4 separate regions of the Mus musculus genome follow, and regions 1, 2 and 4 are each linked to region 3. The links are chromatin loops, found by intact Hi-C in ENCODE. Cell type or tissue: left cerebral cortex. All regions are shown on one strand.

Region 1 (8,000 bases), 120 kb before region 3:
CTCCAGTTTCTTTTTGGAGGCACTTAGAGCTATGAGTTTTTCTCTTACCACTGCTTTCATTGTGTCCCATAGGTTTTGGTATGATGTGTCTTTATTTTCATTAAATTCTAAAAGGCCTTTACTTTATTTCTTTATTTCTTCCTTGACCAAGTTATCATTGAGTACAGTATTGTTCAGCTTCCATGTGTATGTGTGTCTTCTGTTGCTTTTGTTGGAATTTCAGACCAGACTTAGTCCGTGGTGATCTGATAGGGTGCATAGGATTATTTCAATCTTCTTGTATCTGTTGAGGCCTCTTTCGTGACCAATTATATGATCAGTTTTGGAGAAGGTACCATGAGGTGCTGAGAAGAAGGTATATTCTTTTGCTTTAGGATGAAATGGTCTATAAATATATGTTAGATCCATTTGGTTCATAACTTCTGTTAGTTTCAGTGTGTCTCTGTTTAGTTTCTGTTTCCATGATCTGTTCATTGCTGAGAGTGGGGTGTTGAAGTTTCCCACTATTATTGTGTGGGGTTCAATGTGTGCTTTGAGCTTTAGTAAAGTTTCTTTTATGAATGTGGCTGCCCTTGCATTTGGAGTGTAGATGTTCAGAATTGAGAGTTCATCTTGGTAGATTTTTTTTTTGACCAGTATGAAGTGTCCTTCCTTATCCCTTTTGATAACAGCATGTTTCTTGGGACCATTTGCCTGAAAATTTGTTTTCAAAGCTTTTACTCTGAGGTAATGTCTGTCTTTGTCACTGAGGTGCATTTCCTGTATGCAGCAAAATGCTGGGTCCTGTTTACATGTTCAGTCCATTAGCCTATGTCTTTTTTTGGGTAGTTGAGTTCATTGATGTAAGAGATAATTAAGGAAAAGTGATTGTTACTTTCTGTTATTTTTGTTGTTAGAGATGGAATTGTGTTTGTGCAGCGATCTTCTTTTGGGTTTGTTAAAAGAAGATTACTTTCTTGCTTTTTCTAGGGTGTAGTTTCCTTCCTTGTGTTGGTGTTTTCCATCTATTATCCTTTGTAGGGCTGGATTTATGGAAAGATACTGTGTAAATTTGGTTTTGTCATGGAATATCTTGGTTTCTCTGTTTATGGTAATTGAGAGTTTTACTGGGTATAGTACCTTGGGCTGGCATTTGTGTTCTCTTAGGGTCTATATGACATCTGCCCAGGATCTTCTAGCTTTCATAATCTCTGGTGAGAAGTCTGGTGTAATTCTGATAGGTCTGCCTTTATATGTGACTTGACCTTTTTGCCTTACTGATTTTAATATTCTTTGTTTAGTGCACTTGGTGTTTTGATTATTATGTGACAGGAGGAATTTCTTTTCTGGTCCATTCTATTTGGAGTTCTGTAGGCTTCTTGTATGTTCATGGGCTTCTCTTTCTTTAGGTTAGGGAAGTTTTCTTCTATAATTTTGTTGAAGATATTTACTGGCCCTTTAAGTTGGGACTCTTCACTCTCTTCTATTCCTATTATCCTTAGGTTTGGTCGTCTCATTGTGTTCTGGATTTCCTGGATGTTTTGGGTTAGGAGCTTTTTGCCTTTTGCCTTTTCTTTGACTGCTGTGTCAATATTTTCTATGGTATCTTCTGCCCCTGAGATTCTCTCTTCTATCTCTTGTATTCTGTGGGTGATGCTTGTATCTTTGACTCCTGATCTCTTTGCTAGGTTTTCTAACTCCAGGTTTGTCTCCCTTAGTGATTTCTTTATTGTTTCTATTTCCATTTTTAGATCTTGGATGATTTTGTTCATTTCCTTTGCCTTTTTGATTGTGTTTTCCTATAATTCTTTAAGGGATTTTTGTGTTTCCTCTTTAAGGGCTTCTAGCTGTTTATCTGTGTTCTCCTGTATTTCTTTAAGGGAGTTATTTATGTTTTTCTTAAAGTCCTCTATCACCATCATGAGAAGTGATTTTAGATCCAAATCTCGGTTTTTTTGGTGTGATAGTGTATCCAGGACTTGCTATGGTGGGATAATTGGGTTATGATGATGCCAAGTAATCTTGGTTTTTGTTGCTTATGTTCTTACATTTGTCTCCCACCATCTGATTTTCTCTAGTGCTACCTGTCCTCACTATATCTGACTTGAGCCTGACCTTCCTGTCATCCTGGTTGTGTCAGAACTTCTCAGAGTTCAGTTGTCTCTATGATCCTATGATTCTAGGATCCTATGATCCTGAGATCCTGGGTGTATCAGAACTCCTAGGAACCTGTGATCCTGTGGTACTGCGCATGTTAGAGTGCCTGGGAGTGGAACTTCTTATGGGTGTTGTGGGACTGGTTGTGGAGTTAGTGCCCAAGGTCTGGAGCACCTGGGAGTGGAGCTTTCTCTGGCTGGGGAGTTTGCACCCAAGGTCTGCTCAGGGCCCAGACCAGAAGGAACCTGTGCCCCTGGTCTGGCAGAGATCCTGGGTGCCTGTGTCCTACTGGTCCCAGTTACTTTCAGTGTTGGGTCAGATGTTGTGTCCTCCTCACCTCTGATCCTATCCTATCCTTTCTTTTTAAATATTTCTATTTTATGTGTATACATTTTTGCCTATGCATGTGTGCCGTATTCCTTCCTGGTGCATGCAGACCAAGAAGTGGGTGTCAATTCTCCTGAAATTAGAATAACAGACAGTTGTGAGCCACCATGTGAATGCTAGGAATTGAACCCAAGTCTCCTAGAAGAGCTGCCAGTGCTTTTAACTGCTAAGCCATCTCTCCAACTTTCTTTTCACTCTTAACATCCCATACAGAACATCAAGTACTTCTGAAAACTGCATAGTAAACTGTGTCCTTCCTCAGGTGCTTACATTATTCCAACACCTGCAGATGAGTTGGGAGCAGGGGCTCTCCTCACTCAATCATCTAGAGAGAAGGGTTCAGGGAAAGCCACTGCTCAGCTACACCCCTTTACAACCAACTCACCTTCAACATCAACAACTGGGGAAGCAAGGACCCCTGTCAGTTCCAAGACCGCTTCGGTCTCTCACAGGCCTTTTTCATGACTACCTAAAGGATCGGACAACGTGGGAATGCTACTTCTGTGCACACTTAGGCTCTATGAGAGTGTCATTGCACTGAGGAAGGAGTTCTCTTTTAAATGGGGGGAATAGGCACTGAAGTCAGAAGTCAGCCTGGTGACTGCCCTAGAGTGAGGTCTAAATAACACCCCCTTCTCTCTCTTGCAGGCATTGTCTTCAGGGTTCTTTCTTTCTTCTACAGAATGTACAAGGCAAAACCAAACCAATACCTGCCGTGTCACCTAAGTTGGAGTTTTTATTCGTCAAATGATACAAAGGGGAAATGGTGGGACTGGTGGGGACTGGGCTACACAATCCTATGTATCTCAGAAAAGAGCCCTTAGAGATGCTCTGTGTCTGTGGTGGAGACATCTGAGATTTGGGAAAGCAGAAAATAAGGAAAGACAGGGTTTGTATAACGTCATCACTAAGGCAGATAAAAGCACTCAGCTCCCTCACCAAGTGTCTGATAGTGGAAATTCCCTACAGTACTCAATTACAGCAGATAGCCTCTTGATTTTTCTAATATCTGTTATGTATCTTTTCTTAGCTGTTTGCTGGGAAGCTTTGGGAGACCACGCTGTATACAACCAAGATGGAACCATGAAAACTCACAGCTCCATGCCATCTGCCTTTTTCATCAGGTTAAAACTTTAAATGGCCAAAAGTAAACTTTAAAAAAAAAGTTTCTGAATTGTGTTAGTTACTTTTGAGTAGTTGTGACAAAAATTCCTGACAGAGCAAGTTAAGGAGGGAAAGGTAACCTGGCCTCACGGTTTCAGAAGGTTTGCTTCCGGCCATGTGCCCAGGAGCAGAACATCACTGCGGCAGGTTGTGAGATGGTTGTAAAGGGTGTGACAGAGGACAACTGTTCCCACAATAGGCAGGAGGCAGAGTGTGACACAATGCATCCCAGGATAATTACCCACAAGGCACCCTTCTTCTATGCCCTATTCCCTCTAGTTAGGCTCATCGCTTAGCATTTCCAGAACCTCCCAAAATAGATCCAGCTCTGGGAAGCAAGTGTGTAAAACACGGACCTGTGGGGACTTGTTCAGATTCAAGCCAGAACAGAACTATAACACCCTTCTGGTTCTAGCCACACATTTTCAGTTTGTTTCTAAGAGACCTTGGGACTAATAGATAAGGGTCTGTGCTCAGATCAAGGTTTTGCCATGAACCCTTGGGTGTACATTAGTCCAGAACATACATTCTGCAGAGGGCAGAAGTGGAAGAGGCCAGAGAGCCAAGCTTGCTGGGATTTAGATCTCACCTTAGGGCAGGCACGAGGCTGACTCCTGACTCCAGCACCTATTCCTCCAAGTCCTCTCCTAGGGCTTTCCAGAACTCTAGAGACTTTAATGAACGTCCCCAGACTCTCTCAGCCACTGTGCTTCATCCTGACTCTCACACTGTCTTCTCAGTCTCTGTCACCAGCATCGAATCACTCTCGATCAGGGAAAGTCCCTCATCCCAAGACCTTTGGTGCGTGTGGGTGCCCTTGGGCACTCAAGAAAAATGCACATTTTAAAATGTCGATTGAACATTTATACAATAGCTGTGTGAAAAAAACCTGTCTTTTATTAATAAAACACAACACTGCTCTAGTTTATATTTAAAAATGTAACATAAAAATTATTCAATGTTGCAGTTGGCATGACATTGAAAACACAAGTGTCTAAACCTCCCCCTTCCTACTTCTAAGATGGATTCGGTTTTCTAGCTTGCCTCCCAGGGTTTCCCTTGCTCAGCAGCATTTGAGAAATAGAGTGGGAAGGACAGTCAAGAAACCAGGAGAGCCTGGTTATTCTGCTTTAAAAGGAGCTTTGGTTGGGAGGGAAGGAAGAGGAAAGCTACTTTGAGGAGGAGACACAGCAGAGTCATTTTCTTTGCCGCAGCACGGCCAGAGGAGCCTGGGGAAGAGATGAGGAGAAAGAAGCCGTGCTAAGAAGGTGTTTGAGCATCCTACCTAAGATATAAGTGCTTACCACTCTATTTTTCTGCCATAATTCAGAAACACATTTTCCTTTATCACCCTCTCCCTCCCCTTTCTTCTCTTCCCTCCTTCCCTCCTTCCCTCTTTCCCTCTCTCCCTCCTTCCCTCTCCTCCCTCCTTCCCTCTCCTCTCTCCCTCCCTCCCTCCCTCCCTCCCTTTCTTCCCTTTCTCTCCTTTTCCTCTTCTTCCCTTTTCAGCCTGATAGTGTTATATCTCCCCGAGGAAGAGCAGGTGAATTTGTACTTTTCTGATTACGTAACTAGTTGCTTGTGGAAACTGGAGCTAATAGGAACCATATTCTAATGCATTGGAATTTAATTTTAGCATTTCAGCCCATAGCCCGAGTTAGCCTCCTGGCTTATTGCCAGCTTCTGGATCTGCCTTGTGCACCCGTACCCCTCATGGCAGGGCTCACAGACAGGGTGGAAATGTTAATTTTTTTTTCCATTACTAAGTTTTACTTGAGGTAAAAATTTTAATTACCTTTCAAACTGCAGCAAAATATCCATGGCTACATAGTAGCTGGGCCACAGCGGCTAAGTCAGAATCGCAGCATCGACATGTCAAATACTGGCCCCACATTGAGCATGGGCGTGATCAGACACCCACGTCCCCAGACACTGGGGTGATCCTGCTTCCAGCTCAATGACATCAGCTGCCTGAAACTGGGGAGAAAGGCAGCATATTGTGACATGCCCTTCAGGATCTTCCTCGCCTCTCCCAGCTCTGATCCTAACATCTGAAAGCAGATACAGGAGCCGTAAGACCAGAAATCTAGGCAGAAAGATCAAAGCTGAAGAAACTGTCTCTTCACACCATGCTACAGCCTGGTGCTCCTGGGCACCAACAATAGAAACATTGTAAGCCCATAAATGAAGAAAAGTATGGATCTGAATCCAGCCATTTGGAAAACAGCTCTCTAGTGTTTGCCTTATTCTCCTATATTTAAAAAGTTTTAACTTTGTTATTGGTGTGTGTGTGTGTGTGTGTGTGTGTGTGTGTGAGAGAGAGAGAGAGAGAGAGAGAGAGAATGTGTGCATGGTCAAAGCCCTAGCCTGGCACTCAGAGGGTAATCTGTTCTCCCTTCCCACCTTCACATGGGCCCAGAAATGAGCTAAGGGTGTCAGGCTTGGGCATCTGGTATCTTTACTTCTTCAGCATCTCACAGCCCCTGTCTAGATTTGGTACAGACTCTGTCCCTTCCTGCATCTAAGCCTCTTAGCAGTGTGACTTAAGTTATGTTTTGAGAAGATCTCTCAGTGTCTCAGAGATGCTTCCTATCCAACACATAGGCCATCCTGGTAGTCTTGGTTGCATCCTTCAAGGTCCCAGGCTCCCTGCAGAGAGCCTAGCTTCCTATATAGGCATCGCACCCTGATTGATGCCTGCAGACCTCGGCTTGGCCTGATTTTCCTGATTTATGACCCTTATACCAAAGGGTTGTTCCTCTATTGCCTCTGGCCCTCTCTGACAGGATTCTTCAGACACTGCAGCCCTTTTAAGTGTCTTCAGCTTGCCGTTTAGTCCTGCACCTCACTGTCATCAATGTCCCCACCCTAAGCAGCATACTGCCCTGTCCTCTGTATGCCTAGATGTGTGCACATGACAGAAAAGGCTGAGGCACTGTTAACTGTGGCCGGGGGGGGGGGCTGGTTAAGATCTAGAATACCCACCTCTCAGGGCTTCACTTGTCTTAGGAAGTGATTGGATTAAACAATTACAGAAGAGATCTCGTGGAAAGTTCTAGAATCCCGTTGAGCATTTGGTGTGTGCATTTGCTTTATTGAAAATATGCTATGTTCTTATGTGGATGTGAAAGCAGGTTATTTTAAAAGATAGGAACTGTCCTTAGAAACTTACTTCTAGGTATGGAAGAATACCTTAGAAATACTGGCTCACATCTCATCTCCACTTGTCTCTGGCCTTCGCTTGGACAGATGGAGCTATGTGTAGCTCCAGAGGCATCATGAGCACAATAGTTAGCCAGGCCAGGATAAGAAGCAGACAGCTTAGTGGTAACAAGGTGGTTCCAGAGCCAAATATCCACCAAGATGAAGGGTGGCTCTCAGGATATCTCCAACTGTATCTATCTCCTTGATCCAAGACAGGTACCTTGGATCTAAGTAATTGTCTCAGAACTCAGACACAAACATCTAAGGGCAGAAATTCCCTAACATCAGTTAGAAGTGTAGCTCAGCTAATAAGTACTGAGTTGATAGAGTACATACAGGAACTGCTGAGGTCAGTCCCCAGCACTGCACAAAACCAGCATGCCACCTTATGTCTAGCATCCCAGCATGGGTGAGATAGAGGTAGCAGGATAATGAATTTTAGGGTTATTCTCAGCTATACAGATAGTTCAGGACAGCCTGGGGTATGTGAGGCCCTATCTCAGAGAGAGAGAGAAAGAGAGGTGGGAGAGAAGAAGAGGATGGAGATGGGGAGGAGAGAGAAGGGAGGGTCCCTAAGACTGAGCTAAGGTTGAGACAATAATAATACAAATTCTGCTGCATGAATATAATACATAGAACATAAATCACAGTAGAAATGGCCTTGAACTCTGGAAAAGTCAAATGTCTGTTTCCTGCAGACCTCAGTTTGTGACACACACACATACTCATTATAAAAGAAGTTAAGCTTTCCTTATGAGCTTGCTCTCTGAGGGAGCCCATTCTTTTAAAATGAGCAAGAAGGTTGGTAAGAGAGAATGACAGTTGTGGCAGACTCTTCTCTCCCAAAATGAGATGAAAAAACCACTCATTCTACAGAAGTGAAAATGGATTTGATCTTTACACTGGTTGTTCTTGGCATGTTTGGGTCACGGACTCCTTTGAGAATAAAGATCTTCTGTTCTGAAACACACAGAGACACAAAACTTGTCTAATTCTGTACAGGTTCCAGAGGCGTTGGAAGCACATCCACAGACCCCAGGATAAGAACCAGTTCCATCTCCATCTGCTGCTCTCCCTGTCCTCATTTCTCCTAGGAAAGGGAGGGAGGG
Region 2 (8,000 bases), 170 kb before region 3:
CTCCAGTCTTTTGATTTGGGCCATTTGTTGAGATAGTCTCCCTAAATTTCGCACTGACCTCAAGATCCCAAGCTTAAAAGACTTTCTACCTCAGCTTCCTGAGTTACAGGATTGCAGGCACATGCTGTGTGCCACCTGGGCTCTTTATTTCTTTTATTAGATGAAAATATGAAGAAGCCAAATGCCTGCACATTTTCTAGAGCTTTTGGGTATGATTGAGTATAAATGCCAGGTCAGGGACTTTACATAACTGAAAAGCAGGAGCCACAGGTCAGCCCGAACCACATATGATCTAATGGAGCAGACTTACTTCAATAGTCTTTGCTGTGGCTGGGACTCAGCACAGTCCATCTCAGAGGAAGTCAGTGCTTCACTGACCTGTGTCTTTCACTCCTATAGCACCAGAAACAAAGGCTCACTTTTATTTTATTTTTATTTTATGTGTATGGATGGAGTGTCTGCATGTACTTCCTTGTACCACATATGTGTAGTGCCCTTAGATGCCAGAAGAGGGTATCAGACACCCTGGAGTTACTGATGGCGTGTGAACTACCATGTGTGCTGCAAATCAGACCTGGTCCTCTGGCAGAGCAACCAGTGCTCATAACTGCTGAATAATCTCTCCGGCCCCCTGAGGATCACTTTTGACTGGGCTCCTCCTCACAGACTCTACTCTTGAGAAGCAACACACAAATGTAGGGCTCACTTGGTCTATCCCATTCACAGATGAAATGTCTCAATATCAAAACCCCCCAAATTCTCACGGCCAGTAGGACTTTCTATGATTTTTTTTTTTTTAAGATTTATGTATTGTATGTATGTGAGTACACTGTCACTGTCTTCAGACCCACTAGAAGAGAGCATCAGATCCCATTACAGATGGTTATGAGCCACTTTATGGTTGCTGGGAATTGAACTTAGGACCTCTGGAAGAGCAGTCAGTGCTGTTAGCAACTGAGCCATCTCTCAAGCCCCTCTGATTTTTTTATTTTTAAAAAAATTTTTGTTAAGATTTATTTATTATTATATACACTGTAGCTGTCTTCAGATGCACCAGTAGAGGGCGTCAGATCCCATTACAGATAGTTGTGAGCCACCATGTGGTTGCTGGGATTTGAACTCAGGACCTGAGTCATCTGAGCCATCTCTCCAGCCCTATTTTTTAAATCTTAAACAGTATGTCCTAACCATGATCCAAGTACATCCCACCATGCTTCTCTATGTCAGCTTGATTCTTACCACAAATGACTGTCAGCATTGTCCTTGCAACTGGTTAACTAGAATCGTGTTCACTGAGTTTTCTCCGAGTTTTCTTCTCTCCTGTGCTGTCAGTTCAGTCATCTTCTCATTCAATAGTCATTTTACATGGAGTTTCAGATGTGATAGACAGGTAAATGCACATGGCTGGGTGCATGGGTGGGGCTTCCATTTGGGTTTGTTGTTCTGTTTTCAAGAGGGTTTTTGTCATAGAATCCAGGCTGGCCCAGGACTCGGGTTCTCTCACCTCAGTCTCCCAAGTGCTAAGATTACCATTCTCTCTCTCTCTCTCTCTCTCTCTCTCTCTCTCTCTCTGTGTGTGTGTGTGTGTCTCTTTCACACAGAGAGAGACAGAGAGACAGAGAGAGACAGAGTGTATTAGTCAGGGTTTTCTAGAGTCACAGAACTTATGGGTAGTCTCTATATAGTAAGGGAATTTGTTGATGACTTACAGTCTGTAGTCCAACTCCCCAACAATGGTCAGCAGCTATGAGTGGAAGTCCAAGGATCTAGCAGTTGCTCAGTCCCACAAGGCAAGCAGGCGAAGAAGAGAGAATCTTCCTTTTTCCAATGTCTTCCTTCTTCCAATGTTTTTATGTAGGTCTCCAGCAGAAAGTGTGGCCCTGATTAAAGGTGTGTGCCACCACGCCTGGATCTGGGACTTGCTTCTGGGACACACACATACACACACACAGACAAGAGACAGAGAGAGAGAGAGAGAGAGAGAGAGAGAGAGAGAGAGAGAGCCTAGAGTCCTGGCAAATGTTCTATCACTGGATTTTATCTCCCTCCCTCTTTTTACTTTTCATTTTGAGACAATCTTTCACTAAGCTCTTCAGGCTGGCCCCAAAGTCACTCTAAAATAGCTAGAGTAACCCTGAACCTGTGATCCTCCTGACTCAGTCCCAAGTACGTAGGATAAGACCTAGATCCAGCAGGTCTACTTATCGACTCCCCCCCCCCCACCTCCACACACATTATTTTATTACTTTCCAGGGAGGAGACATTGTCCTTATTCTTCCGATACCGACTTAAATGACTCACAGTCCACCCCCCTCAAGAATGTAGATTTTGAGTGGGAGCCTTGTAAGTACTTGCGATGAGCAGGAGTACCAGAGCTATATACCCCATACTGGGGCTGCACAAGGAGTCGAGGTTAGCTACACAGGAGAGGGATTCACAGTGAAATGGCAATATAAAGCAAGTAAAGACAGAGAAAGATCTAGAGCAGTGCTTCCCAACCTGTGGATCGTGACCTCTTGGCAAACCTCTGTCTCCAAAAACATTTACATTACTATTCATAACAGTAGCAAAATTACAGTTATAAAGTAGCAGCAAAAATAATTTTATGGTTGGGGTTGCCCCAACCTGAGGAACTGTATTAAAGGGTCACAGCATTAGGAAGGGTGAGAACCACACTGACCACACTAATAAGGTTCTTTTATCAACAGTCTGACAAGAAGAAAGGACACACAAGGACACGGTACAGAGAGGCACTTCCCCTAATCTCCGATTGTTTCTATTTAGGAGCAGGGTGTGCGGTCATATCTCCTCCCATCTTGAGTGTGCTTTGGGGCAGAACTGAAGATAGCAGCTATCAGCTCAGGGTTTGGCTAGATCCAGCGTGTCTGCCTACTTAACTGATCTGGAGCTCTAACTCAGCTTTAAATTCAATTCTCAGTGATGGTTTTCAGAGCTCTTGTTATCCTGCCTCCATCTTGGCTAAACTTTTCAATTCTTCCCTCCCCTCCCGCCATGAAGCCAATGGCTCATTCCCCCTCCTCCTGTGACCAGGCTTGCTTGCCTTTCTTTCTTCAAAAAACAACTTTATGCCAATTCTTCCTCTGCAGACTCTGGCCTCTGTAGCCCACGAGTTTCTTCTTCCTCTGTTCATCCAAGGGCTTCCTTGGGTGTTGAATGTGTGCTGAGTGGGGCCCCACAAATAGCTCAGTTGAGAACTCTTTACTAATGTCACATGTTGTGTACCCTGCCTATAATGGAAATAAACACACATCATATATTCCGGACCATCTTGGAATGGAGGTTATTAAGAACTTTAATTAGTGTGGAAGCAGGATTGACAGCATGAGGTGTCACAGTGTCTTGAAAGAAGGCGCGACGGCGCTGTGAAAGCTGACAGGCCCCTTCCTAAATACCCTACAGCGCAGGCGCCTCACCGGAACTCCTCATGACTAAAGCTGCAGGAAGCGTTTCTACACAAGATTCATCATCTCCATCACAGCCTGATTATCCGGCTCCCAAACTCACACTGCCAGAGTGCGTTTTGTGGTTATGCTTTTCAGCTGTGTTGCTGATGTTTTTGATGTTTATCAACTGCGTGCTTACTCTGAGACCTGCACAAATGCGTCAGAAAACCCAGGCATCTTTCTGAAGGAAAGGTCTGTTCTCTCAGATACGCCTCTCCTTTAGCTTCCATTTTCCTCTCTTCCATATTCATTCATCAGTGCAGTTAACAAGTAAACGCCAAACCTCTAGCTTATGGCAAGAAAGTGGGTTCTGTGTCCACATCACAGTCCCTTGAAGGTCATAGGGCTAGAATAGGAGGGTAGTAGGCTGTGTGTGGACAGTTAAAGCTCCTAAGGTCTGTCTGACTGGATAATGACAGTTATCAGACAGGGATTTGGGGAAGGTGAGGAAAATATGGAGGATATTTTAGAAGCCAGGTTCCACGTTATCCAAATTCAACCCCAGATCCCTGCATAAGCTGCAGGAGAATCTGGCAAATGGAATTTAGCTTTTTCCCAGTGGGAATATAAAATGAATTTGGAGAAGAAATTCTCTACATCCACTGGCTGTTCCCCCACCCCACCCCATCCCCGCCCCCGTCCCCTGACCCCGTATACACATTTTGACACTCCCTGTGATGCTAATAATGTGTGGTGTTGTGTGAGCTCAGTTGCCTCTCTAACAAGCATATGTACCTTGCGTCACTTCCCATTCTGTGAAAACTGAACCTTACCTTATACATAATGTCTTAATTCTCCGGGAAGACTTCACGGCGGGGGGGCGGGGGGGGGCGAGGGGCAGTGTGAAAGACGTCAGCGGGAAAAAAAAAACAGTTATCCATGGGACATGAAATCAGTAAATAACTGAACTTTTGAGAAGCTGGTTGAGTATATATCTGCGTTCAAATTAATCAGTGCAGGAATTGAAACTGGGATGCATTTATCAGTAGGCTGAATGACATCTGGAACAATTAATTTGCTACCATCCCCCGAGGAATCTAAACCAAGACCTTGGACGGGCTAAACACTTGCTGTTCCCCTAAGCTACATCCCCAAAACCCCCAATCCTTTTATTTATTTGTTTTGAAACACAGAGTCTGGCTGTGCAGTCTCTCCTCCTGCCTCAGCCTCGGGAGGCCTGGGATTACACGTGCTGTCACACCCAGCTAAACTTGGTATTCAAAGAATCACGGATAGGGCGCTGCGGTGCGGTTATAGTTAGAGAACTCCACTAGGTGGCGCTGTTTAAAAGCGTCCCAAATTCCAGGGAGCGGTAAAGCTTTCTGACGAAAGGCAACCCCACTTCCTGCCTTTTTGAGAATTTAGGGCGCTTCGTTACCAATTGTAGCTGGTTTTCCTAAAACACCATTGATGTGGTAAATGTAATATTTTAGCATGACATGGAAAATGTTTTAGTAAAATAATTCAGCCTAAAGTTTTCTTAAAAGAAGAAATCATTAAACAAACCATTTAAAATGAAAAAAAAAACCTGTCCCGAAATGACAGCCTGTCGCCCAAAGTGCAGAGTCAGCAGCAGGGACTCAGAAGGCAGCCCAAGCTGGAAATTTCCCTTGCTCAAAGTGGATTTTAAAGCCAACACAGATTCTACTCCGTTTTTTTCTAAGCTCTATTTTGAGATAACATATTTTGAAATTCCTAAGGTAATCTGCTAAGTTATATGGATTCTGTCAACTCCAAATAAGTCCAAATCGCCCAATTAATTCTCCCTGTAACTAAAATGTAATTATTATAAAAGCATCAAACCCAGAATTTAATAAGTGTTGCCTCATTTGCTATCATAAGGAAAACCCACAGCTGCTGATGAGACAGAACAGGGACGAGTCGTCCCTCCGTCTATGCAGCCATTCATATAGGTGTCCTGGGTCCCAGGTGTTGGCTCATATCAGGAACAGGGGGATTTGAACTGGGGAGATGGCTCAGTGATGACTCATTTGCCAGAGTTTGTGTCTTTAGAACCCAAAGACAAAGCCCAGCAACCGTAGTGCCTGAAGGCAATCCTAACACTCAGATGTCAGAGACCGCATCCTCTGCTGGCTAGCTAAGCCTAGTCCGCACTCGTTCTCCGGACAGCACATACACAAAGCATTTGCCTGCAGATGTACGAGGGCTTTCATCTGGTAACGCAGGCAGAAAATTGACAAACTGGAGAATGGGCCCATCTTATGTTCTTACTCCAATCCTTGGCTTGCTCCAGGGAGACCAGGGATGCAGCTCCTGCCGTTTCTGCTCCCACTATCCCACAGGGAAATTGACAGTAACGTTGGTTTGCTCCGGGCAATGATGGAGGTTCACACAAGAGCACCTACGCCTACCATCCACCCCCCCCCCCCCCCAGGATCCTTCATATACTTAAATGGAACTCTACATTCAACGTCACTTAGCAGTTCCAAAATTTCAACAACTGTTAACTGAGAAATCGGAACACTGCATTCTGGTTAGTACCAAAGCCGTGTAAATGACCTTGGATAGTTTACAGAGAACACCTTCTATTCTTGTTTTTTACAAAACCATGGGAGCCACGTGTTTCCTATCCAGGGACACTTAAGTCCAAAAAACAGTTGCATAATCTTCTTGTGTTCTTGCCTGCGTCAGGAGTTAGAGTAAGGGGTTCAGAGTCAAGAAATTAGGGTTGGCTCCGCTGATGGGTAAGTTATCCCACCACCGGCCATGAGGAAGGACTAGATTTAGCTTTCCTTTTTAAAGAACTAGAAACAGAGCAAAATACATGGAACAATGGCTTAAAGACACCAGATACTAGGCAACGTGGGTTCATGATACAGGATAGAAATGAGAGACAGGAAATGGGGCCCCAGCTACCTTGATTTGGCACTGGAGGGAGTTTCTAGACTTCTGAGCCAAGCAAAACCGAGTCATCGAGTTTAAGAGACTGTGACTGAGGTTTGAGGAGATGATGACAGCTTGAGTCCCTCTCAGACAGGAAAGGTTACATGGAGCTCAAGTTATCAACTGAAAAATGACCTGAGTGAATAGGAGGGGAAACTTCTGTAACCAGAGAAATTCCAAGACATCAGTACCAAGCCTGTGCCAGGCATGTGAAAGAGGAAGAAAATGGCACCTGTACCTAAGAAACCAATCAATAGCCATAAAGCAAAGTGATAGATGATGGAATTATTGATAAAATATTCAAAACCTAAAGACACAAATCTGTGAGCTAAAAATACTGGTAGAGTCAAATATAAAACAACAATGGATGTTATTCGTTCAATTCATTGTTCATGAATTGTTCAATGAGGAATGAATGACTGACCTTCAAGTCTCATCCAGATCTAAGAGTCTACTATTGTTCCGGAAATTCTGGAAGTATACAGATTGTTGTTTTGCTTCCGTTGAAACAAATTAATCCAAATATTATTAACAATATCATAAATATTATATTATTATTGTTGTGTCAAGAAAGCGTTGTCAATAGCCCTGGTGTAAACATGTAAGAGGTGGTAATGATGCCTATTGTGTGGCTAGTTCCTATTGTGTGGCTAGTTCCTATCGTGTGGCTAGTTCCTATTGTGTGGCTAGTTCCTCCTGATGGAAACATCCCCTCCTGGACCTAAGGACGGAGACCTGTGGAACTCACATGAAAGTTAAAGGACCTCAGGAGGAAGTTACAAATCAGGAGGCTGGGGGTCCCAGGGGCAGAAGCTGTTGCTGAAGCAGAGGAGCATCATTGGAGGAGCTGCCTGCAAATTGGGCATGACCCGGAGTAATGCAACCTTCTCGAGCAGACCCTATGCCGAGGTTGAGCTTCCTGGTGATGTAACTGCCCCAGTCAGACAGGTTCCTGTAAGCAATCCAACTAAACTCACTGCTTCACCAAGCTAGAGAGGTGGGGTCCTGGCCGGTATGTTACTGTTTTGTTAACTTGATGCAAGCTAGAGTTATGTGAAAAGAGGAATCTCGGTTGAGGAAATCCCTTTATTAGATTCCTTGTAGGCAACTAACTCCATCTGGGAACTCTTTCTGTTTGTTTGATTGATGTGGGAGGGCTCAGCTAACTGTGGGAGGTGCTGACTTGTGTAAGAAAGTAGGCTGAACACGCCAGTTAGCAGTTGTCCTCCATTGCCTTGTTGCTACATCATAATTGTAATTTTGCTACTGTTATGAACCATAACGTAAATATCTGATATGCAGGATACCTGATATCCTATGAAAGGATTGGTTGTCGCCTAAAGGGGTCACAACCTGTAGTGGAGAACTTCTGATCTAAGTGTCAGTGGGGAGGCGCTAAGAGCATAGTTTGTATATATCATTTGAGCCCTAAGTAAGCCCAGCCTAGTCAACTGTCCTTACTATCCGGTGAGTGGGATGTCTTGGGTGCTCATGGGGAAACAGCCTGAACTACCAGGCATTATTCTGGGAATCATGAACCACTCAGCGAGGACAGGGATGCACAGTATGTTAGTGCTGTGCACAAGCCAACACGGAGACACTAGATGGTTTGCTCACTAGAAAGTCGATGTT
Region 3 (8,000 bases):
ATATTCAATGCAATTCCCATCAAAATTCCAACAAAATTCTTTACAGACCTTGAACAAAATTCAACTTCATATGAAAAAACAAAAAGCCCAGGATAGCCAAAACAATCGTATACAATAAAAGAACATCTGAAGGTATCACCATTCCCAATTTCAAGCTGTACTGCAGAGCACTAGTGATAAAAACTGCATGGTACTGGCTTAGAAACAGACAGGTTGGTCAGTGGAATTGAATTGAAGACCAAGACACAAATCGATACATCTACGGACATCTGATTTTAATAAAGAAGCCAGAATTATAATTGGAAAAAAGAAAGTATCTTCACCGAATGGTGCTGGTCTAACTGGACATTGGCTTATACAAGAATGCAAATAGATCCATGTTTATCACCCTGCCCAAAAGATCAAGTCCAAGAGAATCAAAAACCTTAACATAATACCAAGAACACTGAATCATTTGCTTTTGGTTTGGTTTGGTTTGGTTTGGTTTGGTTTGGTTTGGTTTTTCAAGACAGGGTTTCTCTGTGCAGTCCTGGCTGTCCTGGAACTCACTCTGTAGACCAGGCTGGCCTCGAACTCAGAAATCTGCCTGCCTCTGCCTCCCAAGTGCTGGAATTAGAGGTATGTGCCACCACTGCCCGGCCAACACTGAATCTTATAGAAGAGAAAATAGGGACCAGCCTTGAACACATTGGTACAGGAGACAACTTCCTGAGCAGAACACCAATAACACAGGCACTAAGATCAACAATTTATAAAAGAGACCTCAGGAAACGGAAAATCTTCTGTGAGGCAAATAACACCATTTATAGGACAAAATGGCAGCCTAAAGAATGGGAAAAGATCTTCACCAACTCCACATCTGACAGAGGGCTAATATCCAAAATATATAAAGAACTCAAGAAACTAGACATTAATAGAGTAAATAATCCAATTATAAAACAGAGTACAGAGACTTCTCAACAGAGGAATCACTAATGGCTGAGAAGCACTTAAAAAATGTTCAACATTTTTAGCCATCGGGAAATGCAAACCAAAACAACTTTGAGATTCCATGTTATACCTTCAGAATAGCTAAGATCAAGATCACAAGTGACAGCTCCTGCTGGAAGGATATGGAGCAAGGGGACACTCCTTCATTGCTAGTGAGGGTGCAGTTTCTCATAAAATTGAGAACTGATCTACCTCAAGACCCAGCCATACCTCTCCTGGACCTATACCCGAAGGACACTCCATCCTACCACAAAGACATTTGATCAACTATGTTCATAGCAGCTTTATTCATAAGAGCCATAAACTGGAAACAATCCAGATGTCCCTCAACCAAAGAATGGATAGAAGAAGAAAAAAAATAATGTGATTCATTCACACAATGGAGTATTGCTCAGCTGTTTTTTTTTTTTAATGACTTCATGAAATTTGCTGGCAAATGGATGGAACTCAAAAGCATCATCCTGTGTGATGTCACCCAGACCCAGAAAGACAAACATGGTGTGTGCTCACTTATAAGTGACTATTAGCTGTAAAGTAAAGGATAAACATGCTACAATCCACAGACCCAGAAAAGCTAAGTAATAAAGGGAGCTTAAGTGGGGAATCTTCATGGGAAGAGGAAACATAGATTTCAAGGGTGGAATGGGGTGGGGTGGGGATGGAAACAGGAAGGATCAGGTGTGGGGAGTGGAGAGAGAGAAAACTGCAAGAGAGGGATAGAATTGGGAAGCATTTCAGAGCGACGTAGAAACCCAGTGCAATGGAAACCCCATGGAACCTATGAGGGTGACAGAGAGAAGACGCCTAATAATGGGGAGGCAGAGCCTGAACCGGCTATCCTCTATAACCAGGGAAGACCTCAAGTGGAACACTCCCTCATTGCTAGTAGGAGTGCTGACTTGTATAGCCACCTAGCCACCAACCCTCCCACCTACAGTTTTTCATGCCTGCAGGATGTGCTGGGACTGAAACCTAACATAATGGTCATCAGAGAGACTTCATCCAGCAACTGATGGGAGCAGATGCAGAGACCCACAGTCAAATGGTAGGCAGAGATCGGGGAATCCTGTGGAAGAGAGGGAGGAAGGACTGGAGGAGCCAGAGGGATCAAGGACATCATAAGAACATGCCCCACAGAACCAATGAACAGGGACTCAAATGGGCTCGGAGAGATCAGGAAGCCTGCATGGGTCTGACCCAGATCCTCTGTGTATATGATATGGTTGTGTAGCTTGCTTTTCTCCCGCTCTTCCTAACAATGGGAGTGGGGGAACTATCTTTGATTCTTTTGCCTGCGTTTGGGTCTGTTTTCCTCCTACTAGGTAGCCTCCACCAGCATTGATGTGAGAGTATGTGTCTACTATTACTGTGGCTTGTTATACTATATTTGGTTTATGTCCCTGGGAGGCCTACTCTTTTCTGAGGGGAGATGGGGGAGGGGTAGATCTGAGGGAGGTAGAGATTGTAGGCAGGGGAGGGAGGGAAACTGCAGTCAGTATATGAGAGAAGAATACACACAAAAAAAGAAAAAGAAAAAAAACGTCTTCAGAGTAAAGAAAAAAAAAGCTTCTTTAGAGTCCCAGCTATGCTGTTGGTGTATGGGATAAATAGGACTTACTGAAAAAGAGAAGCATGGAGAACAGGTAAGTTCAGCCTGGGACATTTGAGCATGAGGTGTCTGTAGATGATCCAAACGGCAATATCAAACACACAGCTGAACACTATAGCCTTGGAGCTGAGGGGACAGGGCAAGTGAAAAAGGCTTAGAAGCTTCCCAGCTTCCCAGGCTATTTGAAACTACCATGGAAGAAGGGTAAGACAGTGGGTATTATTAGTAAAGGATGAGAAAGGGGTTTTCCGGGAGAGAAATGTGTTCAGTAATTGGAGCTGGTTGCTTCCCTTTTCCTTAACAAAACCAACTTCCAGAGCAGCAGTGAGTCTGGGAAACAGACTGACAGACCAGTTCCAGGCTCCTCTGTAGTCCAGATACATCTGTCAAACAAAGCAGATGTCTATGAGAGTGAAGATGCTATTAAAAACAAACAAACAAACAAACAAACTACCCCTTTCCTGATCGAAATGGCCACGCACCTGACACCTCACTTTAGCTGTCTGCCTTTTCCCCTTTCTTCATTCTTATGTGCCCAGAAGTGCGGCCAGCTATGTGATAAGTATGAATATAAAAGGCAAACATGATAAACAAAAGAATAAAAAGGAGAAGAAGCCTGCCCTCTGATAACCCTGGGTGAAGTGAGAAACCAGGGAGACCACCTCTCTGCCTCAAGCCAGGGTGGTCGGACCCATCCTTAACCGTCCTTCAGACTCACTTTCTTCCAAACACCTCTCTCAGCCTGGCACTCTTGGGGCCATGTCCTGTCTTGCTTTGCTTCATGAACAAGTCTCCAGGCACAGATTCACACCCTCTAATCTGCTGGCACCATCTGTCAAAAAACGTGAACACTTAATCTCCGCCTAAAACCCTCCTAGTGTTCTTCGCTGTTCAGTGGATAAAGCCAAAGTCCTCGTCTACACGGACAGACAGGTCTCCATTGACTTGGATCCTGCCTTACGTGCTGAGAGCACTATAAGCACACGATATGAGCAGAAAAGAGTACGTGTACCTTTCTGTGCATTTTGAACAGGAACCACGCACCAAAGCCTTGTGCTAGGAATTTACGCTTCTGTAGTCGTCATAGCATTTGCTCAGACATCTGTTGTTAATAGTCTCCTGATGACTGATTCTGGTACACAGGGCCAGCCTAGGTGGAGAAGGTCTGGTTGTCAACATTCTTTCCACCAAGTCAAGACTTGGCATGAAAGAACGTAATTTTTTGCCTTCCTAATTCCTTTCCTCTACCTTAAACAGACCAGGTGAAGGATCGCAACCACATCTAATCTTCCCTAGAGACAAGAGAACCCTATATTCCGCGGGCAGACACTGGACTGAGACTAGCAAGACAGAAGAGTCTTGTCTCTTGTCACCGGTTGGGCCTGACCCTCCAAACCAAAGTCTGTCCTGTGGGCTCCCTGAATGAAGATCAGAACCAGAAGCCCTTCCTCCTGGCTCCAGTGTGGTTGGAACCACGTCTGTGGGATTGAGTTTCCAAGGATACTTTCTGCCAAGTGCAAAGATGGGAGTCCAGCGGAGGAGACTCTGGTGACTTCTAAGCACAGGCAGGACCCGGAGGCCTGACCTTCGTGCTCCTACCGCCTGGGTGCTCTCCCGGGACGCTCAGGTCAGGCAGAAGCAGCCTGCGACCCAGCTTCTTCGAGGGTATCTTGCGCCTGGTGGAGCTGCCTGGGAGAGGCAGAGGCAGAGACAGTCCTGGGGAACCTGGTTGCTGTCGGGGCAGGGGCATTTGCTCAGGAAATGTGGAACTGGCCAAGAGAGTCAGTCTCCAACATCCTCTCACGTTGTCGCCAGAGCCCTTAGATCCTGAATTTGGAACCCAGACTAGGACGGTGCACCAGCTGCCCCGTGGGCAAGGAGCTCTGGGCTCCGGTTTATGGCAGCCGCACGGACACCGGTCCAAGCCACCCGCCTGCTGCACCGCGACGAGAGCCCCCCAGCAGCCCGCTTCCCGCGGCCGCTGGGCTCTGACCCCCTCGCGCCCCCGCGCGTCCATCTCTGTTCCCAGCGCGGTGCAAGTGATGTAAGGCGGCCAGGCTCGCGCGCTTTCCTCCTGCCCGGACGGAGTCCTCCCTCCCCGCCGGCAGCGCCGCGCGCCCACTCCGATCCGCTGCGCCCAGGCTCCGCTTCTAGAGCTCTGGCTACCTACTCGCAGCGGCTGGGAAAGACCCTCCTCCTCTAACCCATCTCCCTCCTCCCCTCCTCGTCCCCCCCCCCCTCCTGTGCAGTGTCGGTGGGGAAAAACCAGGCTTGGCTCTCGGAATCCAAGAAGAGAACAGAGGGACAGCCCATACAAAGCTTTCTGGAGACACTGAGAGGTGGCAGGAGCCTTCAGGTAACTCGGTGACCATACTTCTTTGACACATGTTGGTATGAGATAGAACGGGTTGCAATAGTGATGGGGGAGGGAGGGGAGGAAAGAGGAAGAGAGAGAGAGAGAGAAAGAGAGAGAGAGAGAGAGAGAGAGAGAGAGAGAGAGAGAGAGAGAGAGAGAGAGAGAGAGAGAGAGAAGTCAGAGATAGCAAGAAAGAGTTAGTGGGTAGGAAGTTGGATTGGATTCTTTTTAACCCCTGTGGTTTCACCTCCCACAGAAAAAAAAGCAAAAGGGTACTACTCCCTGGCTACCAGGCAGCCCCAAGCTGGATGGAGTGAAAGATGCGGCCTGATGACATAAATCCGAGGACTGGGCTGGTGGTGGCCCTGGTCAGTGTTTTCCTGGTCTTTGGTTTCATGTTCACTGTCTCTGGCATGAAGGGGGAAACTCTGGGGAACATCCCTCTGTTGGCCATCGGGCCAGCCATCTGCCTACCAGGCATCGCCGCCATTGCTCTGGCCAGGAAAACCGAAGGCTGCACCAAGTGGCCAGAGAATGAGCTACTCTGGGTCCGCAAGTTACCCTGCTTCCGGAAGCCCAAGGACAAGGAAGTGGTGGAACTCCTGAGGACCCCATCAGACCTGGAGTCAGGCAAAGGGAGCTCGGATGAACTGGCTAAGAAGGCAGGCCTCAGAGGCAAGCAGCTCCCACAGGGACCAGGTGAGGTGCCTATGGCCAGCTCCGTTACTACCCCCACTCCTACAGAGGAAGGAGAATGCCAGAGTCTAGTCCAGAGTGGGCGGCAGGAAGAGACATCCAGATACCTGGATGGCTATTGCCCCTCGGCCAGTTCCCTCGCCTACAGTGCCTTGGATGCCAAGTGCTCAGCCTGGGACAGATCTGACCGCCCTGAGCCCGAGGACAGCATCTTCTTTGTGCCCCAGGACAGTATCATCGTTTGCTCCTACAAGCAAAACAGCCCCTATGACAGATACTGTTGCTACATCAACCAGAGCCAAGGCAGGTGGGACCACGAGACAATAGTCTGACCTGTTCATACAAGGGTCCCATGTTGACAGACACATTGCTATACTCAGCTCCCAAGGAAAGAGAATCTGTGCTCCAACAGCCTTCACACTGTTAGAAACTGGCACGGTATGTGATGGGGGTGCAGACCTCTGGTGCCTGATACTCATGTAAATAGGCATGTTGGGGGCATAGTTTAGGGAAGTACGGAGAATTAAGGACACTGGGAAGAGACAGTAAACAGGAAGAAAGTTCCATTTGCTTCTGAACAAATTAAACAATGTTGATTGCTTTGTAAAACAGCCCAAAAAGTGCTTGCTGTCAGGTAAATCTAGGGAGCGTTAGCTGCTAGGGGTCAAATGATGCAGGGGCTATTCACACAGAAACCGGCTGCTTTGTGTTTGAAGAACATGAAGGAAAATTGTATGTTCCTTTATATGGTTTGGTTTTTGTTTTGCTTTGTTTTTTTGCCTGATGATAGCTTTTCACACATGGTAATTGTTGAAAGACATAAAAATCAAGATAGAATAGGTGAATCCTCCTGATATGGGATGGGTTTTGGAGTGAGGGTAGTTAAAATTGTTGAAATGTATAATTGAATCCCGACAAGATCATGGTTTCAAATAAAGTGTTGATTATGCTATGTGAAACATTAATATTTTAGGTGGTCATGTTACTTCTTAAAGTCTTCATTTGAGCTGAGTGGCTGGGACTTTATCTGAAGTTTTTAAAATATTTATTCACACTGATGTATTTCCTTACCAGGTACAAAATGGCTTGTTGTGATATCGTTAGATTAGGATTTCTTTTTATCAGTTTGTAAGACAAATTTTACAAAGTACCTCCAGCATTTCTGGGAGGCATGTACTAGGAATTACTGTATCCCTTTTAAAGTATGAGACTACAAGTCAATCCATTAGTCCTGAGCTCTATGAAAACTTTGTATGAGACACATGGTTAAGCCTTCATTTGTCATTTATACATTTGTTCAACAGCGCCCCTCCCCCAACCATGATGAGAATGCAATGAAACAAGAGTTAATTTATGAGATTTTTCTGAAGCCCTTGTTTTATTAACTTCATTGGATCAGAGAAATTTACATGACAAAAATCTCATTATTTCCCACTTTTTTTTTTTTTTTGTGGCTGAGGGGAGAAACATCATCATGCTATCCTAAAATGTCTTTCCTATTTGTCTTGTTTAATTGCAACAGATAAAAAGAATAATCAGCTAAAATGCCATTTTATCCTTCTTGTGGGATAGTTGAATTATATATATATATATACACACACATTTTATATATATATGTATATATACATATAATATATGAATGGTGATAAATTTAGGCTTGAGAATTAGGATTATTTTATATCCTTCAGGGAATTTTTAATTCTCATTTTTATATCAAATAGTTTTAGTTACTTTCTCCCAAAAGGTGAATTGAGGACAAAAGAAATGGTGGCTTATCTTTATGTATTTTAAATCCAGCCCTGTTGATTCTTAAGTGTGGCAACTGTCCTCTCTTAAGGATTATGCTCTTAAAAATCCTAATTCTTGAATGATGCTTAAGATCAAAAGGATTTCATCTTTCTAGTCAGTCCTCAGTGTCAGAAAATAAGGTGTGTGATCGTGGACAAAGTTCATCTTCTAACCCCTCAGCTTCCCAGTCTAAACAAGAGGAATGGGGACGGATTGGTCTGCACACTGGCCAGTTTCCACCACTCAGTCCCAGGTGGGACAATCTCAAATGCTACACCACAGAAACTGTATGTTACAGGAAATAAACTACAGCAAAATGCATGTCCACATTATGCAACCCATGATCAAAATCATGCAACATGGATTAAATTGCTACTCAAAAGACTTTTGCAGACTACGAAAGCAGGCGTGTTTCAGCACTACATATTTATCATTTATTAGATACCAATGCGTTCCCGGGCATAAAACTGAAACTTATTGATGCTAAAAGTTTGGGGTTTTTTTTTTTTTTTTTGAGAAAAAAATGTAAATGTTGGTGTAGCCCAAAGTAGTCTAGCAGAC
Region 4 (8,000 bases), 110 kb before region 3:
TTGTGGGAGAGTTGATGTCCTTATCCCTCCACTGGAGTCCTGCCTGGCCACAGGAGAGGGACACTCCATATCTCCCACTGCTAGGAGTCTCAGCTAGAGTCACCCACATAGACTCATTGGAGCACGCCCTCCCCATCCCAGGTCTCTGTCATGTCCTAGAGATGCCCCCAACCCTGATATTCATTCACACTCCCAGTTCTCTCTCCACAGCTTTCCCCACACTTGAGCCCCCTTCCTATTCTCGTCCCCAGACCCTCTTCCATCTAGTTCCCTACCTCCATTATCTGCCCCTTCTGGGACAGAGTCAAGCATCCTCCCTTGGGTCCTTCTGTTGTTTAGTTTCTTTGGGTCTTTGGATTGTAGCATGGGTATCTGAAAGAGATGCAGAGACTCACAGCCAAAAATCAGATGGAACTCAGGGAGTCTTGTGGAAGAGCTGAGGGAAGGACTGAGGAACCTGAAGAAGATAGGATGACTCCACAGGAAGACCAACAGAGTCAACTAACCTGGACCCTTGGGAGCTCCAGAGATTGAACCATCAACTAAAGAGCATACATAGGCTGGACCTAGCTCCCCCACCAGCACATAAGTAGCAGATGTACAGCTTGGTCTTCATGTGGGTCCCCCAACAACTGGAATAGAGACTGTCCCTGACTCTGTTGCCAGCCTGTAGATCCTGCTCCTCTAACTGGGCTGCCTTGTTTGGTCTCAGTGGGAGAGGATGCCCTAGCCCTGCAGTGACTCGATGTGTCAGGGTGGATTGTTATCCAGGAGGGCCTCCCCCTTTACAGAGGAGGAAGGGAGAGGGCAGGGGAGGAGCTGTGTGAGGGGAGACTAGGAGGAGAGAGGGGCCATGATCAGGATGTAAAGTGAATAAATAGATTAATGGAAAAAATAATTTTTTAAAAAAAAGATTTGCATTTACATAGGAAAAGCAAGCTGTTTCAATTAGCCATCTCAAAAGAGACCGGCAAACAAGCGATAATACTATTTCATTAATTACCCAGAAAGACAAAACAGCTAATCAACATAAAATATTCATGTCAGCATGCCAGAGAGTTGTTTCTTTTGTAGAATTCATACAGGAAGGCAAAGTGCCTTTGTGTGCAGTTTGCTGGGCATGAACCAAAAGAAAGGGAGTCAGATGATGTTGAGGCCCTGGGATGTGACAACCAGTGGCCCCAGCCAAAGGGAGGGAATGAGGACAGACCTGTCCTTTGACAAATCACCTCCTAAGGGCCAGCCATCACCCTAATTTAATGCCTAATATGGTGAAGGATAAGAGCCTTCTGACTCTGTCTGAACATTGTGTGTAAAGTCAGCCATAGATCTATGCTCTGTTTTGGCTTTGCTTTTTGCTATTTGTGCTCCTAATCCCTTGTGGCTACTTCACACACACACACACACACACACACACACACACACACACACACACACGCCAACTTGATCTTTTTCTCTGTCCACTTATAAGGCAATTGAATGAGACTCTTAAGCAGCTTGGTCTTATCGACTAGTAAAAACCTTTTTGTGTAATTTTCTTTGCAAACAGGGCTAGTCAATCAATTCTCTATAGTCCTATTAGCATTTCTACCAAACCCATGCACTTAAAAAGCACTTACTTTAGCCAAATGTAGAGTCACAAATATAATACCTGCTTTTGTACTAAGCTGTGTTCAGATTATAGACACCCTTAAGTTTCAACATCTCTCCAAAAACACAGCTGAAGCAACCTCATATAGAATGAAGGTGACCTGCACTTCACTTATGTGTGGACATCTAGCACATGTGTCTAAGGTCACAGTGTTGTACACAGTCTCCCTGGTATCACCCATCATCCCATGAGTCACTTTATTACCAGTAGTCATTTGTCATTTGATCTCGGTTGATGTGAATTGTCTTCTCAGCTTTATAGGTGATATGTTCCCTATAATCAATATAACTTTAGGGAAGAGGACAAAGGCAAGGAGAGCAGATTTACACAGAGCCTGCTTAGGATCATATTGATAACCACTGCTGGAATAAGAAACAATTTTCTCCAAAGAGTTTAAAAAATAAACATAACGATAGCAATAATAGTATTAGTGTGCATATGAATAGTCAAACAGTGATAAACTACTCTTAAGGTATGACCTTCATATTCAATTTTCAACATAAAGAGAAGATTGTCATATGGAAAAGAGACAAAGAAAAAGCTATTACAAAGTAACAATTTGTCGAACATTTATAGTTTTAGGTATGATAGTTTTTTGTGTGTTACTGAGTACCAAGCCTCAAATACCTAACCTATTTGGTATTATGATCTGGTCTGCTCTTAGAATCTCCCCTTCTCCGATTTCCAAGCTATATTAAGCTGACTCATAAGTTGATCTCCAGATAAACCCTCTCTGTGGAGTGTCAGACTCTCATGTGAAATTGTACACCTGTTTTAAATCCTACGTGTTTTCATTTCACTTCTGTTGCCATGATAAAAGCACCCTGGCCAAAAAGAAAAAAAGAAAAAAAAAAGCAACCTAGAAAAGAAAGGGGTTTATTTCATCTTAGAATTTCAGCAGAGTCTATCATTGTTAAGAAAGTCAAGGAAGGAACTACAGCCAGGCACAGTCAAAATCAGGGAAATAAGCACATACATGTCTGCCTGCTTTCTTGCTTGCTTGCCCATAGCTAGACTTCTCTACTCTTATACAGTTCAGGACCCCTTGCCTAGGGAATGGTTCTTCCCACAGTAGGCTGGATCTTCCCACATTAATTAAAATTTTAAAAATCTCTCTAGGAGGTAGTGAACTGGTTCCATGGTTAAAAGCACTTGCTGCTCTTCCAGAAGACCCTGATTTGACTCCCAGCACTTACATGACTGCTAATATCTAATTCCAGTTCCAAGGAATTCTATGCTCTCTTTGGACCTCCTTAGATACAATACAGTCTGTGCATTTGGTGCACAGACATACATGCAGGCAAAACATTCAGACATATGAAGTAAAATTAGACAAAAATACTCCTAGATATGCCTACAGGCCAACCCAATACAGACAGTTCCTGGCTGGGATTATCTTCTTGGGTAATCCTAGATTGTGTCCAACTGGCAATCACAGCTGACACCAAATGGGTCAAATAGGTCTCATTGATTTGTCCTTCCTTAGTTACTTTCTGTTGCTATCATCAAATACCATGATCAAGGCAAGTTATAGAAGAGAGGGTTAATTTGGGCTTATGCTTCCAGAGGGAGAGTTCAGAATGATGGGGGAGCCATGGCAGCGGGCAGCTGGGTCAGAGAGCTTAAAGATTACCTCTTCAACAGCAAACACAAAGCAGAGAGCAAACTAGAAGTGAGGTGAGGATATGAACTTTCAAAGCCCACTCCCATATTTCCTCCAGCAAGGCCCCTACCTCCTAAAGGTTCTACAACTCCCCTTCCCCCTCAAAACAACATCACAAACCAGGGATCAAGCTTTGGCATGTGCAAGACTATGGGGGACAAGCCTCACTCAAACCGCCATGCCCAGTCATCAAGCAAAGGCTGGCAGTCATCCTCTGGGTTTCTTCTCAGTGCCCTCCTTTCTGACTTACTGAAAGAACCCATTCTCTGTTTTCCTGTTTCCCACCTCAGCCTGGAGAAACCCTGTGTACATACTGGAATTCTGCAGTTTTTCTCCCTCTGATCTTCTGCAATGATGTCCATTCATTAGATGGAGACACTAGGCTGGAAGGAATGAGCTCAGCTCTACTGGAAGGGCTCAAGAGCCAAGGTGATCTCTTTTCTCCAATATTTGGGTGAAACAAGGGGGTTTTGCAAAGTACAGTCATCTTGAATTTGCTGCTTTAGTGAAAAAAATAAGATATGAACATGTGCATATTCAAGGGAGAGGCTGGGGAAACAAACACTCAAATGAGGCCAGGAGAAGGGATACAATGTATCAGGCTGATCCCAGGTGTTTGTTGGCCAACCAGTATAGTAAGCTCTTGGTTCACAGAGAAATAGTCTCGGAAAAGTAAATGGGAGAAACTAAGGAAGGCACAGATGCTTCCCTCTGGCCTGTGTACATGCACACTTCAGGGGAAGGCTGGGCTATGCAAGTTCTCACAGTGAAGGCAATTGTGGGAGCTTCCCATGTTCCTCTAATATGCCAGTCTCATTGACTTCAGTTTTCTCTGAAACAGAGGGACTTGGAACTCTGAAGTCTTGTCTGCATGTTCCTAGTGAGGCATGCTGATGAAGCCAGGGGCAAGCATACACCTGTCACCCCTTGCCAGTCCTAGACCATGTGTGTAGATGATCATCTATCTCATCACTCACAGCCCTGTGTTTGTGTTATCATGATGTAACTCCCCAGTTCTGCCCATCTGGGAAGTTTTGAAGAGAAAAGGCCCCAAGGACTACAATATTTGTGACACTACTCATGTTAATCAGACTCAACCTTTTTTTTTTTTTAAACGTCAGATAAAATAAATGGGGAACAAAATGAAAATAAATATACCCATGATTCAGTCCTTTTGCGTCACTGGTCTTTAACTGGTGTGTTGGGGTGTGAATTCTTCTTTGAGAATTCAATGGAAAATGCAGCTTTTTTTTTCTTGGAAAATGCGCATACACTACACTAAACATGCGCACGCACACACGCACGCGCGCGTGCGCGCGTGCACGCGCGCGCACACACACACACACACACACACACACACTTTATGCATATTTTCAGGGTTTCACACATCCCTATTTCAGGCCTGTCTATGTATGGCCACTGACTAAACAGGGAGTTGCATTTTATTGAAGCAGTTTCGGGGAGGATTTTTATAATCAGATAAAAGTAAGAAGGATGCCAACCCTCCAAATCACTCAGCCTTTCAACCAGGCTGCTTTCCCACTTACAGAGATCTCTTGTGTGAAGTTCTGGGGGTGGGAGTGGGTGGAGGCTCCCTCAGCTCATCAAAAAATACTATTTCTTGATTAAGTCAATGTTTATCCAACAAAAAGCAAAGAAGAATGTGGACTGTTACCTATGTTGCCGGGGGCTGCAGGACTGGCTATCCCAAGCTCAGGCCGGGCTTCAACTGTCCACTGTGGTTTTACTTTCCACTTAACAAAGAGATTCCTAATGCAGAAAACCCAGGTAGGAAGTCAGATAGAGGACAGTAAGTGTTTCCAAGATGCTACTTTCCTGAAGACACAAACACAAGCTGCTCTGCCTTGGCCAGGCTTTGAGTCAAAGGTTGTGCCTGAGAGAATAGGGGACAAAAAAAAAATCTTGAAGGACTTCAGTGATCCCTAGAAACTGGCCTCAGGGGAGCCTGAGAAAGTGGGACTGTGCCAAGTGGTTAAGGACTTCATGAACATTCCTTGAGCACAGCACTTCACATTGCTCAGCAAAACCCATGTTCTCAAAGATGGGGAGTGCTGGGTCAGCATCTGGCTCTCTGATTTAACACCTCCCAATTCTCTGTTACTAATATGGGATCCAGTTCCTCAGCTCCCTCACAAATGCCCCCTCATGGTACCTTCAATACTATGCTTACCTCTGAATTTCCCTACAACCGCAGAACTTTCCAAGAATTATGAGGAGTCAATTCTTTTACTTCCTTCTAACCCCAAACCATAAGAAAATATTTTGGATGTGATAACATCTAGATAGACATAAGTATCAACTTCTCCAAAGGGAGGGAAATTCCAAGTTCGTTTCATATTATTTCTGTAGCATCACAGAAAACAAAATGTTGGCAGAATTCTACAAGGGAGAGGAAGAATTTCAGTGGCTTTACATAATTCTGTTACATCATCACTTCCTAAACTTACGAGTTGTTGAAACATATTGCAAAATGTCACCAGTCATCTCCCTGTCTTATATATTAAGGAGAAAAGAGAATTTCCTAAGTTCCTGGAGATAAAGTAGAAGAGAAAAGGGAACCGTGTAAGACAGACAAGTGTCACATAAGAGAAATTGTGAATGCTTGCCTATGCCAAAAACTGTTAAATGCAGGGGCAGCTTTGACAATATATTTTAGTGAGTGTTTTGTTTGTTTGTTTTTTTTAAGAACAAACTTTTTTAGTGCACATTATTGAGTTGTCTTAAGATGCTCAATGTATTGTATAGACACTTTCCGAGCAAGAGTAGGGCCTTTATATTCATAGTTCTAGCTGCCTGGAATTCCCCATCGTATATGAATGTCAAGATGTGTGTGTGTGTGCCTGCCTGTCTGTGTAAGGACATACACATGTATGCATGTGCATGCATATACACACATGGTTGATAGCTTCTTCTGGTGTCTTCCTTCCTTCCTTCCTTCCTTCCTTTCTTTCTTTCTTTCTTTCTTTCTTTCCTTTCTTTTCTTCCTTTCCTTTCTTTTTCTTTCTTTCTTCTTCTTTTTTTTTTTTTTTAAATCAGATCGGACAAGGGATTATACAGTCCACTTTGGTGGAGAAGAGACAAAATGCCTGGCTTTGACTTCTGTTCCAATAGTTATCACCTGTGCCATCTCAGGTGCAAGTGGTATCTCCAGGATAGGCTTGAATAAGGCAGATGTGGAGTGTCTCCTTCAAGAGCCAGATGTGCAGCAGATCCTTAGTGCATATCTGATGAAGAAAGAGGCCCACTTCCATGTGCTTTACTTCCACCACAGGCCTCCGTTCTTCTCTCAGATGAGTCTCGATGGTCATGCATACTTCTATCACAGACTGGGGTCACACTTTGAACAGGAAGATGGCCCACCACATGATACTGCTCTCTACTGATTGTTATTTAGTTTTTAAAAAAATTTTTATACCTCTGCTTGCTGGCTAAATAACACTAAATCCCACCCCTGGAATTACAACAACCCCTATACACACCTCCTTCTCAAACTGTGTGCCTGAGGAGCCAGTGTGTCTTAGCCCTATGTGACCACAGCAGATGTCTCACCAGAGTCAATCATGGAGTTTTACCTTAAAGCTCAGATTAGAGTGGCCATCTCAAACAGATGGCTTGAGCCTTTGTATTAATTAGCCAAAGGGAAACCATGCTATAATATTCTATTGGCTGACTTGTGGGAAGGGGATAACACTTTCAACGTGTCTCTTTAAAACCTTCCTAGGGCTAGTGTGAAGGGAAGGGCAGGAGGGCAGAGAGGGGACAGAGACTTTGACTGTGGAAAGCTGTAAGTTCCCTGACAGCTTGATGCATTTCTAGAGTGGAAAGTGCTGAGGAGGCTCTTTCTCAATTAGGGCATTTTGTGGGCTTCCTTGTCACACTGAGTGTTCTTTCTGAGCCTCTGTCTTTATTCACTCTTCTCTCTAACACACTTATGTCTGGGTTCACACTCTTAATAAATGCCCTGTTGTCAGGGTTTCTAGGAAAACAAAAAAAGAAAACAAACAACTGAACACAAACTGTTAAGATGTCCCCGGGAGAAAGAGGGGACTCAAACTATATGCAGGGAACGCTGGAAAACCCCACCAGCATTTCCAGTGTCTCTGCAGCTCTGCATCCCTGAGGATATCACTATCCTTAAAGAAACATTAGTGTGCATAGCTAATGAGACCCTCCAGTGGCTGGAACTAGAGAGACTCCACAGGAAGTCTCCTTTTGCTCACTTAGCAGGAACACCTGGTCCTGGTCCACCCAGCCAACATCCTCCCCCGACTCTAGTCAAGGTGGCACTGACTTCTCAACCCTGCCTAGTGAGGGCTTTTGCATAAAGAGACACCCCAGGGGAATATCTTTGGTGGGACTTTGATCCCCTCTGGGGAACACAGTGTCAGAATTTTATCCTTGAGGTCAACTTAGAGTTCAAGTGTTCTCTGAGACCCCAAAAGAGACAGGAAGGGAAGAAATACCTCAGATTTTAGGGGCAGGACATATGACAATCAGCAGGTGTCTTAGTTAGGGTTTTCCATCACTGTGAAGAGACACCATGACCAAGGGAACACTTACAAAAGAAAACATTTAATTGGGTCTGGCTTACAGTTTCAGAGGTTCAGTCCATTTTCATCATGACAAGAAACATGATCTTGTCATGCAGTATATTCAAAGGCAGTA

What was found. Peaks named below come from ENCODE experiments on the same cell type or tissue, not always from the same donor. Only the 100,000 strongest peaks of a DNase experiment are listed, where the experiment ranks them.
Region 1: a loop joins it to region 3, with 1.9 times the contacts of the local background. A loop is called at or near these places in 2 of 42 quality-filtered maps.
Region 2: it touches region 3 in a loop (8-fold over the local background); 6 of 42 quality-filtered maps call a loop at or near these places.
Region 4: it touches region 3 in a loop (2.5-fold over the local background); 2 of 42 quality-filtered maps call a loop at or near these places.

What each region holds. Positions count from the first base shown.
Region 1 is chr4:40,346,470-40,354,469 of GRCm38, forward strand. No RefSeq gene overlaps it. Among named protein-coding and RNA genes, the nearest start is that of 4930509K18Rik, 37 kb to the left of the region's middle. In left cerebral cortex, no CTCF peak of the experiment used is centred here; DNase peaks (open chromatin) are centred at 4,394, 4,798, 5,653 and 7,889; H3K27ac peaks cover 1,150 bases.
Region 2 is chr4:40,296,556-40,304,555 of GRCm38, forward strand. No RefSeq gene overlaps it. Among named protein-coding and RNA genes, the nearest start is that of 4930509K18Rik, 13 kb to the right of the region's middle. In left cerebral cortex, CTCF peaks have their summits at 1,005 and 4,734 (motif pointing right); DNase peaks (open chromatin) are centred at 2,369, 3,465, 4,741, 5,017 and 2 more places; H3K4me3 peaks cover 264 bases.
Region 3 is chr4:40,468,650-40,476,649 of GRCm38, forward strand. It overlaps Tmem215 (transmembrane protein 215), which reads left to right and starts at 3,531. Exons shown (of 2, transcript NM_177175.4): 1 at 3,531-4,955; 2 at 5,212-7,004. The coding sequence starts at 5,276. The coding sequence ends at 5,983. In left cerebral cortex, a CTCF peak has its summit at 4,596; DNase peaks (open chromatin) are centred at 2,400, 3,521, 4,268, 4,650 and 3 more places; H3K4me3 peaks cover 3,380 bases; H3K27ac peaks cover 2,545 bases.
Region 4 is chr4:40,358,699-40,366,698 of GRCm38, forward strand. No RefSeq gene overlaps it. Among named protein-coding and RNA genes, the nearest start is that of 4930509K18Rik, 49 kb to the left of the region's middle. In left cerebral cortex, no CTCF peak of the experiment used is centred here; DNase peaks (open chromatin) are centred at 4,746, 5,416 and 5,707; H3K27ac peaks cover 610 bases.